2 separate regions of the Homo sapiens genome follow, and region 1 is linked to region 2. A link is an interaction called in ENCODE POLR2A ChIA-PET data of the cell type or tissue named here. Cell type or tissue: IMR-90. All regions are shown on one strand. Each heading gives the region's core, and the rest is flanking DNA. Links, peaks and the distances in the headings are about the cores only.

Region 1 (5,252 bases), core at 911-3,410, 180 kb before region 2:
TTGATAGATTGAAGAGCTACTCCACAAGAAGCAATCTTTTCATACTGAACTCAGACTTTTAGGTATCAGCAAATGAATGAACTTTTGGGCTTTTGTACCCGCCAGTTCAGTTTTAGCAGCATGACTCTTGTCTATGTGATTTATTACTTTTCTTGCTCTACCTTTATAAAAATGAGGGGAAAATAAATAGAAATGAGATATTGATGAAGAAGCAAGGATCTGATAAATTTGATATGATCACATGCAGTTGTGAGAAACAATACAGCGATACTTAGGTGTGCCCAAGCAGAGAATTGTCAGTATCAGCTGGGTTTTCATTGAACTTGATTATATATATATATATATATATATATATATATATATATATATATATTTTTTTTTTTTTTTTTTTTTTTTTTTTTTTTTTTGAGACGGAATCTCGCTCTGTCACCCAGGCTGGAGTGCAGTGGCGCGATCTCAGCTCACTGCAACCTCCGCCTCCCGGTTTCAAGCGATTCTCCTGCCTCAGCCTCCAGAGTAGCTGGGATTACAGGCGTCTGCCACCACACCTGGCTAATTTTTTGTATTTTTAGTAGAGATGGGGTTTCACTATGTTGGTCAGGCTGGTCTTGAACTCCTGACCTCAGGTGATCCACCCGCCTTGGCCTCCCAAAGAACTTGATAATATATTTCATTGTGAGGGGAGGGCAAAAGTAAAGCACATGTAGGAAAAGCTAGAATATATGTTGTTGAAAATTCTGGCTAAAAGGAAATGTGTAATTAAGAGTGTTATTGCTGGGTCTCTGGCAAAAGGACTCCTGGCCCCTATAAGTCTATTCATTTTTGTCACAAATGTAGTATGTGTGTTTTAAGGATGGATTATGTATAAACATAGGAGGCTGATGACGTTTGCTCTTTCTGGTTCATAAACCTATTGCTTCAACCCCTCAAACTCCTTTGTGTTTCCTAAAGATAGCATGTCCTTATCTGTCTTCATACTGAACTCCGACTTTCCATTTACAGAACTTCTTTATCTGTTTATGCTTGCCTGACATTACCATGTTCTGCCAGTCCAGTGGTCTTCCTCCTTGCATCCTCTAGCTTCTCATGGATGTAGATCATATTATCCCAACTAGATTCTGAGCTCATCAATGATACAGTCAGCATTCTATATATTTTAATATCCTTCCCTAGATGGCCTGCATAGTGCTTTGCACATAGTAAGTGACAGTACATTGGGTTTTGGACATGAAAGACATACTTTAGAAATTTATTGCTAATGAGGAAATTGATACCTTGGTAGGTCGTATCTTGCCCATGATGCTTGAGTGATGATTGAGCTTTGCGTTGACATGAACAATACATTAAACAGACTCATAGCATAAGTAAGATTGTAAAGGTGATGTCTGATAGATTGAGAACAAGCTTTTAAAGGGCTTAATCACTTTGTGTGCAAATATATCCTGCGAAATACAAGTGAGTGTGACAGGTTTGGCGGAACATTTTGTTAGCAGCTAGCTTGTGCTCCTCTTTGTACTTTATAAACGTTAGGCTGCACAATTTCAGACTGACTGGCTCTCCTTCCTCCCTATCCCCACAACCACCATTAGTTTGAATTAATGAGATCTTAGTGAACAGTTACTTTGTTGTTTCCTTTCTAATCTTCAGACATCTCCCCACTGAGTTTACCAAATAATTCAACCCTTTCACTTAAAGCAGCTTAGACCTGCATAACTCAGGTAGATAACTGTAGTCTGAAACAGGTCTATAGACACTGTTGTGTGTTCAATAATAGGTTTATTTCAAATACTGTCTCCCTACCCATTTCCATTGTGCTGGCATTGAAGGTTTTTACTTAGACTTGGCCTTATCTCCCAGCTGTTTACTGTTCTTTTCCAGTTAGTATAACAGTTGTGAAATGCAATTATAAGCCTACATTCCTAGGTTAGTATAAGGAACTGTGAGTCAGCATTTCCTTCCAAATGCAGAAAGTTTCAAACTAACATGGCAAATAGAATTACCTCAATAGTTGTTGCTCTGTCCTTTGAATTTTCAAACTGTAGGGGGACCATTCAGCTCTATAAAATCAAATAAAATTCTGTGGAGCTTTATGTCTTACATTTATTTGGTACAATGTATTTGGAATTCCTGATCCCTGGAGGTTTCTCTGGGCCATCAGGTTTAGGCTGAGCTGGGTAGGCCTATTTCAGACCCTCCTGGCCCCAATTACCAGTTACTGCTGAGTCATTTTGGTCAGTTTAATATTTAGAGATTCTGAGTGATTTCATTTGAAATAAATATTCAAAGTCTTAAAAAATCCTTTTATATACTTAACATGTAATAATAATAATAATAGTTAATAGTTGCAACTAGCATTTAGTGTTTCTGGTAGACACTAAGTTTTTTCTCTTTTTACCCTATCAAATCTCTTAATCGTCACAACAGTCTTTGGGATAGGTACTATGATTAATTCTACTTGACAGACGAGGAACTGGCCAAGGAAAGTAAAATAGTGAACCTAAAGTCATGCAATTAAGACATACTGTAGGCCGGGGCAGTGGTTCACACCTGTAATCCCAACACTGGGAGGCTGAGGTGGGAGGATTGCTTGAGCTCAGGAGTTCAAGACCAGCCTGGGCAACAGAGTGACACTCCATCTCTTTAAAAAAAAAAAAAAAAGGTGGGTGTGGTGGTATGCTCCTGCAGTTCCAGCTACTCAGAGGGCTGAGGTGGGAGGATCACTTGAACTGGGGAGGTCAAGGCTACAGTGAGCCTTGATTGTGCCACTGCTCTCCAGCCTGGGTGACAGAGTGAGACTCTGTTTCAAAACAAAAACAAAACCAAAAACAAAACATACCATAGCTGAGATTCAATGCAGCTTGTTCCCAAGCCTGTATTCCTAACTGTGAAGCTTTTGCTGTCTTTTAGCCAAGCAAATCACTGTCTTTCAGACCAGTTGTATGTTACAAAAGGACTTTGTGCTGAGGCTACAGAGAACATGGGATGGGATCAGACAGGCTGGATTTACATCTGCTAAGCCACTTCTAGCTGCTGGACCTCAGTCAAGTGCCACAACTTTGCTGAGCTTTTCTTTCCTCATATGTAAAGTGAGGACAGGAACATGCGAGGTCCCCTTATCTGAGGATAGCAGGTATGATATTGTGAAACATACACGGTATTTTGACTTCATTCTTTCTCCTGTTTCCTGGCATACAATGCCTAAACTCCTTAGAATCTCCCAAATGATGTATTTTTTATGCTAATGAGGTGACTGGTGGCTGGCAGCCCCTAGGTAGTTTCAGGATAGGCACTGGTCACAGGAAAGACTAAGGGAAGATTAGAGGATTGGGATTTTCAGCTCCACCCCCCAACCTCTGGGGAGAAGAGAGGGGCTGAAGACTAAACTGATCACAAATGGCCAATGATGCAATGAGTCATGCTTATGTAATGAAGCTTCCTTAAAAACCTAAAAGGACTGGGTTCTTGGAACTACTGGATGGCAGAACACGTGGAGGTTCCTGGAGGGTGGCACACCCAGGGGAGGGTAGGGAAGCTCCTTGCCCTTTTCCACATGCTTCACCCTATGCATTTCTTCATCTGTACCCTTCGTAATATCCTTTATAATAAACCAGTACATGTAAGTGTTTCCCTGAGTTCTGTGAGCCACACTAGGAAATTAGTCAAACCCAAGGAGAGGGTTGTGGGATCCCTGATTTATAGTCAGTTGGTCAGAGCACAGGTGAAACAACCTGAGACTTGCATTGGCATCAGAAATGTGGGACAGTCTTGTGGGACTGAGTCCTCAACCTGTGGGATCTGATGCTATCTCCAGGTAGTATGGGAATTGGAGGACACCCAGCTTGTGTCTGCTGCAGAATTGCTTGCTTGCTTCAACAAGCAAGGAAATTCCCCATCCCCCTGCTGAAGCATGTTGTGAGATTATAGTAGAAGAAACTGTTTTTTTTCTACTGAGTGGGTCACAGGGATGTCCCTTAATGTGAATCTCCTTAAAATGGAGACCAACATTTCATAGGAAGCAGTGGTGGAAAAAAGACTTGCCTGAGGTTCCATTGTGTGAAAATGAAAATAAAGTATGAAAATAAGCAGCCGGGTGTGGTGGCTCACGCCTGTAATCCCAGCACTTTGGGAGGCCCAGGCAGGCGGATCACAAGGTCAGGAGATTGAGACCAACCTGGCGAACACTGTGAAACTCTGTCTCTACTAAAAATACAAAAAAATTAGCTGGGCGTGGTGACGGGTGCCTGTGGTCCCAGCTACTTGGGAGGCTGAGGCAGGAGAATGGCATGAACCCAGGAGGTGGAGCTTGCAGTGAGCCAAGATCGCACCACTGCACTCCAGCCTGGGTGACAGAGCAAGACTCTGTCTCAAAAAAAAAAAAAAAAAAAAAAGAAAATAAGCATATTTATAAAGTTTATATTTCAATTCCTTGGCTAAAAAGGAACATAGGATCATGGTTAGTGGTACAGGCTGCATTTGAACACCATTTTCTAACTATGTAGTCTTATGCAATTTTCTAACTATGTAGTCTTATGCAAATTATATTTTTCAATTTTGTGGTAATTCTAGGAATGGATAGAACGTGAACCGTGTGTGTGTCTGTGTGTGTAGTATATGATTAATTAAGGAGGGGGGTGTGAAATTTTCTGATCAAATTGATTGACTCCGCACCATACAATCTACCAGTCACATTTGATTTTCTTTTCTTTTTTTTTTTTTTTTTTGAGACAGAGTTTTGCTCTTGTCACCCAGGCCAGAGTGCAATGGTGCGATCTCGGTTCACTGCAATCTCCTTCTCCTGGGTTCAAGTGATTCTCCTGCCTCAGCCTCCTGAGTAGCTGGGATTACAGGCCCCCACCACCACACCCAGCTAATGTTTTTTTTTTTTTTAGGCAGAGTTTTGCTCTTGTTGCCCAGGTTGGAGTGCAATGGTGTGATCTTGGCTCACTGCAACCTCTGCCTCCTGGGTTCAAGCAATTCTCCTGCCTCAGCCTCCCAAGTAGCTGGGATTACAGGCACCTGCCACCACACCCAGCTAATTTTTTGTATTATTTTAGTAGAGATGGGGCTTCGCCATGTTGGCCAGACTGGTCTCGAACTCCTGACCTCAGGTGATCCACCCGCCTCAGACTCCCAAAGTACTGGGATTACAGGCATGAACCAACATGCCAGGCCTCACATTTGATTTTCAAAGCATGATTGTGAGGGTCATTTTTATTAGAAATACCCAAAAACTTCTTCCATTTTCTCAAGGA
Region 2 (5,252 bases), core at 1,209-3,708:
TTATCTGTGTTTATGTAATCAAAGCACAAATGTGAAAGCTTGCCTAATGCAAAGATATATTCTAATGTTTCATTGTTTAGTCGGCTTGGATTAATCAAAAGTAAATTGAGGTTTGTGTTGCCATAAATCCTTTCTTGATGAGTTTTGAATAGTCCTAAAAATTTTCAGGTCTATTTGAACAGAGTCCAAGTCTCCTTATGTCCCAGAGGGAAGCTCCCATATGAGAGCTGTAATGCAGATATACAAACCTAGGATGCTTTCGGTCCTTTTTATTATTATTTGTGATGTTCTGTCTTCCTTGTCACTTCCAAAGAGTTACTTACTGTAATTTCTCATGCGTCTTTTTTTTTTTTTTGAGCCAAGAGTACGATGATGGCAACTTTATTTTTGATGTTTGTATACATAAAACAAAATCCAGTTTTATAATTCCCTTTGGTCTATTATAGATTTAGGCAGAAAGGAACATTGCCAATATTAAAATGATAACTACAGTCTCACCAAGGGGGACAAAGGGGTTCAGCATTTAAGAATTTGAGGAATGACGTAAACATACTTTTGAAAACGTTGTGAGCTGATGGATGGAATTTAATTGGATTTTGAACAGTTGGTGGCTTATTCTCTTGGTACTTCAGCCTATTTACCATAAGAATAGTGAGTTCTGCCTATGACTTAATTTGAGGAACACTTGATAATGGCTATAAAATAAAGGCTTCAAATTCTTCAAAGTAGATTTCCTATTACATACAAGATAGTATTAGGTGCAACATTTGATATTACCCATTTCAGGGGATATGTATTTGTTTTCCTCCTTATGTATCATTTCCCTTTGCAACCTAGTTATGCCTCTTCACTGTTCTGGATTGTGAGAGTGAAGGATTTGTCCCTGCCCTGTAGATGGTGTGCTCCACAGTGACTGCCCCCTCCTTCAGGCTCTCTCACTGTCTAAATCAGTGTCTCTACTCCACCCCTGTAGTAAGTATTTCAACTCTGGAAACAAGATGGCTCCAAGCTGCTTGCATGAACCTCCCTTCTGGCCCCCTCCACAAGTCCAATGAAAAAAATGGTCCTCCCTTTCCCATGAGCCACAGAGCACATCTCTGAACTTGCTGCTGCTAGGATTTTATGAGGACATTGCAGCTATATGAAAATTAACTCTTCTTATGCTGTCCTTCAAGACTTCATTTGAGCTTTGTTTAAAAGCAGTTATTTATTGGTTCTGTATGTTAGGGCATTAGTGTTATGAAGAATAGGGATGACTCTAGTGAAAAGTATCCAAAAAGATAGAGCTAATTTTCTGCACTTCTGAAAATGTTTGCTGTCCCTTGCTGATGCTAACTTAGTTCATGAAGTCATTAAATGTTGGCATATTTTGGCCATGTTTCTCCCTACCCTCTTTAAATTACAGAAAGTGATTTAAAAAAATCCAGAGCAATGCCTTACTTATATAAGGTAACTCATTTTCTCATTATTTTCTAGCTGGTAGTGTGTATAATGATACAATATGGTTGAGTATGCATTTCAGACTAACATATGACTGCCAGTTTGTGTGCCTTAGTTTTCATTTTATTGTTCTGTGTCTTGTAGAGCAAAGAGCTTACAGCTTATCGGAGCCACCAAGAGAAAACAGGTACTTTTAACTATTCCAATTTTCCTGAGGAACTGCATGATCCTTCTTTGGAAATGTCCACACATCATTTTTGCTATCTGTTCACTAGTTCATGAGAGGTTTCCATGTAACAAGCCTGCCTAAGACCCTTTGCTCCCTCTGGGATCTGTATCAGGATAGATCTGCCAGCCCTCCCCTTTCAGTCCTTGGCTGTGCAGGCCTCAGGATTGGGGACAGCATGTTCTGTCTGGGTATCTTCAAAGCCAAATACCCTCAAGGGGAGCAGTGTGAGGGGACCACCTGTTTTAGAAAGACAACATGTTTTCTCCAGCTCTATTCCACCATGACAAGGGGACTTACTTTAGTAACAGAACCCTGGGTGGTCAATGATAGAAAGTGCCTAAACATCCCTACTGTCTCTCTATGGATTTTTGCCTAGTAGCCCTTCAGCTGGAAACAAAGAATAAACAATGCAGAAGACTTTTAAGCATGATCAGTTTCCTGGTTGAGATGCAGATTTAACCTAAGCTTCTCTTTCTCCTAGAAGGTAAAACTGTTGTTGGAGTATAGCTTGGGAAGCAGACCAGTGTGCAAGCATGATTGTTGGTTTCTGTTGGTGTTGAATAACTAACTGCCCATGAGTCACACTGTGAAATAGCCCCAGGGTTGTATGCAAAACAAGTGCCAGAATGGCACACATGTTTGACTTTAAGAGACCATCTGAAAAGAGTGAAATGGTTTAATTTTGTTTGAGATTAATACTAAAACTTTGAAACGTTTTAAACGTTTTAGTATACGGATCAAGATGGGGTGTTTCGTTTTAAATCCTGGAATCAAAGTATTAATAAGAAAAAGCCTCCTTTGGATCATTTCTATTTTTTTTTTGAAACCAGAATAGAAACTTTCAAATGATACAAAAGAGGAAGATTAAGAATGCCCTTGAAAGATAGGATGATGATCAAGTTGACTTCGTGACAATGGCAATGAGGATGATGATAGCAAAAGCAGTAATTACTGACAAATATTGAACATTTGTATGTGCCTTGTACTGTTTTAAGCAGTTTACATTTATTATCTCATTTAAGCAATTTACTTCCTCATTCTGGAATTTGATCTTCATCTTGGTCATCATTTTGATTAACAGTCATCTTTTTAACAACTGGAAAAATAATGGATTGTTATCAAGAATTTTTTAAATTAAAAATATAAAAAATATTCATTTGTCATTAGGAGAGAGATTTAAGACCGAAGGAGCCAATGTTATACTTGGCTAAATAGTAGCCTATAAAATATTTTCACTTTGATGGCATCTTTATGAAGTTTCTTTTTATCTGGTTCTTCGTTCTCTGTCACTCTTGTTTTTGTTTTCTGTTCCTTTCTATTCTTTAATCTTTCTTGGTCCACATCCTGAAAGCATCTTACTCTCTCAGTCATATGCCTTGGTGTATCTAGTAGAGTGGATCTTTCATCTCACCCACTCTATTCCTGCTATCTTATCTTGTTGGATATGCCAATAAGATCCCAAGCCATACCTAATGCTTTGCTTTGGTCATGTTACAGGTATTTACCTGAGATGATGCCTTCTTTGATATTCTCTTATTTGTATTAATCACTTAGTTTCTAGAAAAGGGGACATCCATGTAAAAAATGAGCTCACTCTATACCTTGCAGGCTCATTTCAGCAGACACTCTGTTCTAATTTCTTAAAGATTATATGGCATGACTTGATTATTTTACTGCCACCATCTGTCTTAAATCTATTGTATGTATTTCCTCCTTCTCCTCCTCTTTCTTCAAATCTGAGGATCTGAGTGTTAACAGAAGTTCCACTGTGTCAATTTTCAATCTGCATAGCAGGAACTTCTTTCAGCCCTTTAGGCCCGGTGCGGTGGCTCATGCCTGTAATCCCAGCATTTTGGGAGGCAGAGGCGGGCGGATCATCTGAGGTCAGGAGTTTGAGACCAGCCTAGTCAACATGAGGAAACCCTGTTTCTACTAAAATATACAAAAATTAGCCAGGTGTGGTGGCAGGCGCCTGCAATCACAGCTACTCAGGAGGCTGAGGCAGAAGAATGGCTTGAACCTGGAACGCGGAGGTTGCAATGAGCCGAGATCGTGCCACAGCATCCTAGTCTGGGCGACAGAGCCAGACTCCATCTCAAAAAAAAACAAAAACCCAAAAACAACAACAACAACAAAAAAACACTTTAGATGCCAATTCTTTAAATAGATTAAGGGTTAAAATATTAAGAATCCATATTCTTAATATGTTTTAAATGTCTATTTACCTATTGAAAAGGCAGTACCATTAAAGGCTCTGAGAAGGGTTTGTAAAACTTTATTGTGAGTGATGCTATCGGTCATCAAACTAATAATAGAGATTAGACGTTCTTGTTCTGGGATGTTAAAAATAACTTAATCTTTCCAGATTCTTACAAATGTAAAAGCTATTTAAATTCTATTATGAAATTATTTGAAGGTTTTCTCTTCTCAATTATTTTCTAAAGTGCCTGATTTTGATATAGGTAAATATCACATAATTAAATTAGATATGAAATGAAGCAACCAACCTTCTACATTTGCCCAGAGGTTATACAGTATTACCCATCTTCATAATCTGATAGTGGATTATGACTATGATATTCACATTTCTACCAGGTTGGGTGATGGTTTAAGTTTTCATATTTCATAATTAATAATATTTTTAAAAAAGCATTTTTATGTTTACACTGTTATATCTCAGGTCTTATCAACCTCAGCTTAAAAAGTTGAAGTATCGGCTGGGCGTGGTGGCTCACGTTTTTAATCCCAGCACTTTGGGAGGCCGAGGTGGGTGAATCACCAGAGGTCAGGAGTTCCAGACCAGCCTGGCCAACATGGCAAAACCCCATCTCTACTAAAAATATGAAAATCAGCTGGGCCTGGTGGTGGGCGCCTGTAATTCCAGCTACTCAGGAGGCTGAGGCAGGTGAATCACTTGAACCTGGGAGCCTGAGGTTGCAGTGAGCCAAGATCACGCCATTGCACTCCAGCCTAGGCAACGAGAGCAAAACTCCATCTCAAAAAAAAAAAAAAGTTAAAGTGTCGTGTTGTAGAAGTATGAAGGATATATGATAAATTGTGCATTTGTAAGTTTTTAATCAATGTGGAAACTGTCGTTTTTTATATAGTCTTCTGTAACAAGGGAGTTGGGAGTAGAGTTGGGTAACCAATAATTAATTTTCTTTTATTTGCAATAGTTTAGTTGTGTTCCTGCTGGGAAGTACAAAAGGGGCTTCTTGACCTCAAAATCCACAGTGACCTAACCATTCTTTAATTCCGATATTAGGTCTCCTCATCACTCTTCTCTTCTCTTAGACGTTGGATAGCATTTGGTGGGGTCAAAAAAGGCCTTCTAAGAGAGGAGTCTTTTCAAACTCTCAAATGTATTTTTTCCCCCAATTTTGAAAGTGAGCCTTTTGAATATTATGGCACAAATTTTGCAAATTAGGATGTGTAAGACACCAGAGGTTTATGGGAAATTTCGGATTCTATTAACCAGTCAGTTATCCTAGGTAAAAATGACTAGAGGTAGCATGGAAGTAGAAAGGAAATTAAAAGGGTCTGAGATTCTTTCACTACTCTGTTGGCATAGGGTATGTTTAAT

What was found. ChIA-PET counts read pairs that join two places held together with the same protein. Peaks named below come from ENCODE experiments on the same cell type or tissue, not always from the same donor. Only the 100,000 strongest peaks of a DNase experiment are listed, where the experiment ranks them.
Region 1: POLR2A ChIA-PET joins it to region 2 with 5 read pairs; 2 of 35 experiments call an interaction of 5 or more read pairs at or near these places.

Annotation. Positions count from the first base shown.
Region 1 is chr5:73,671,367-73,676,618 of GRCh38, forward strand. The region is part of intron 1 of ARHGEF28 (Rho guanine nucleotide exchange factor 28); the gene reads left to right. Among named protein-coding and RNA genes, the nearest start is that of ARHGEF28, 48 kb to the left of the region's middle. In IMR-90, for the core only: a CTCF peak has its summit at 2,035; a DNase peak (open chromatin) is centred at 1,945; H3K27ac peaks cover 1,937 bases.
Region 2 is chr5:73,851,066-73,856,317 of GRCh38, forward strand. ARHGEF28 (Rho guanine nucleotide exchange factor 28) reads left to right here. Exons shown (of 36, transcript NM_001177693.2): 14 at 1,585-1,627. Among named protein-coding and RNA genes, the nearest start is that of ARHGEF28, 230 kb to the left of the region's middle. In IMR-90, for the core only: no CTCF peak of the experiment used is centred there; a DNase peak (open chromatin) is centred at 2,246.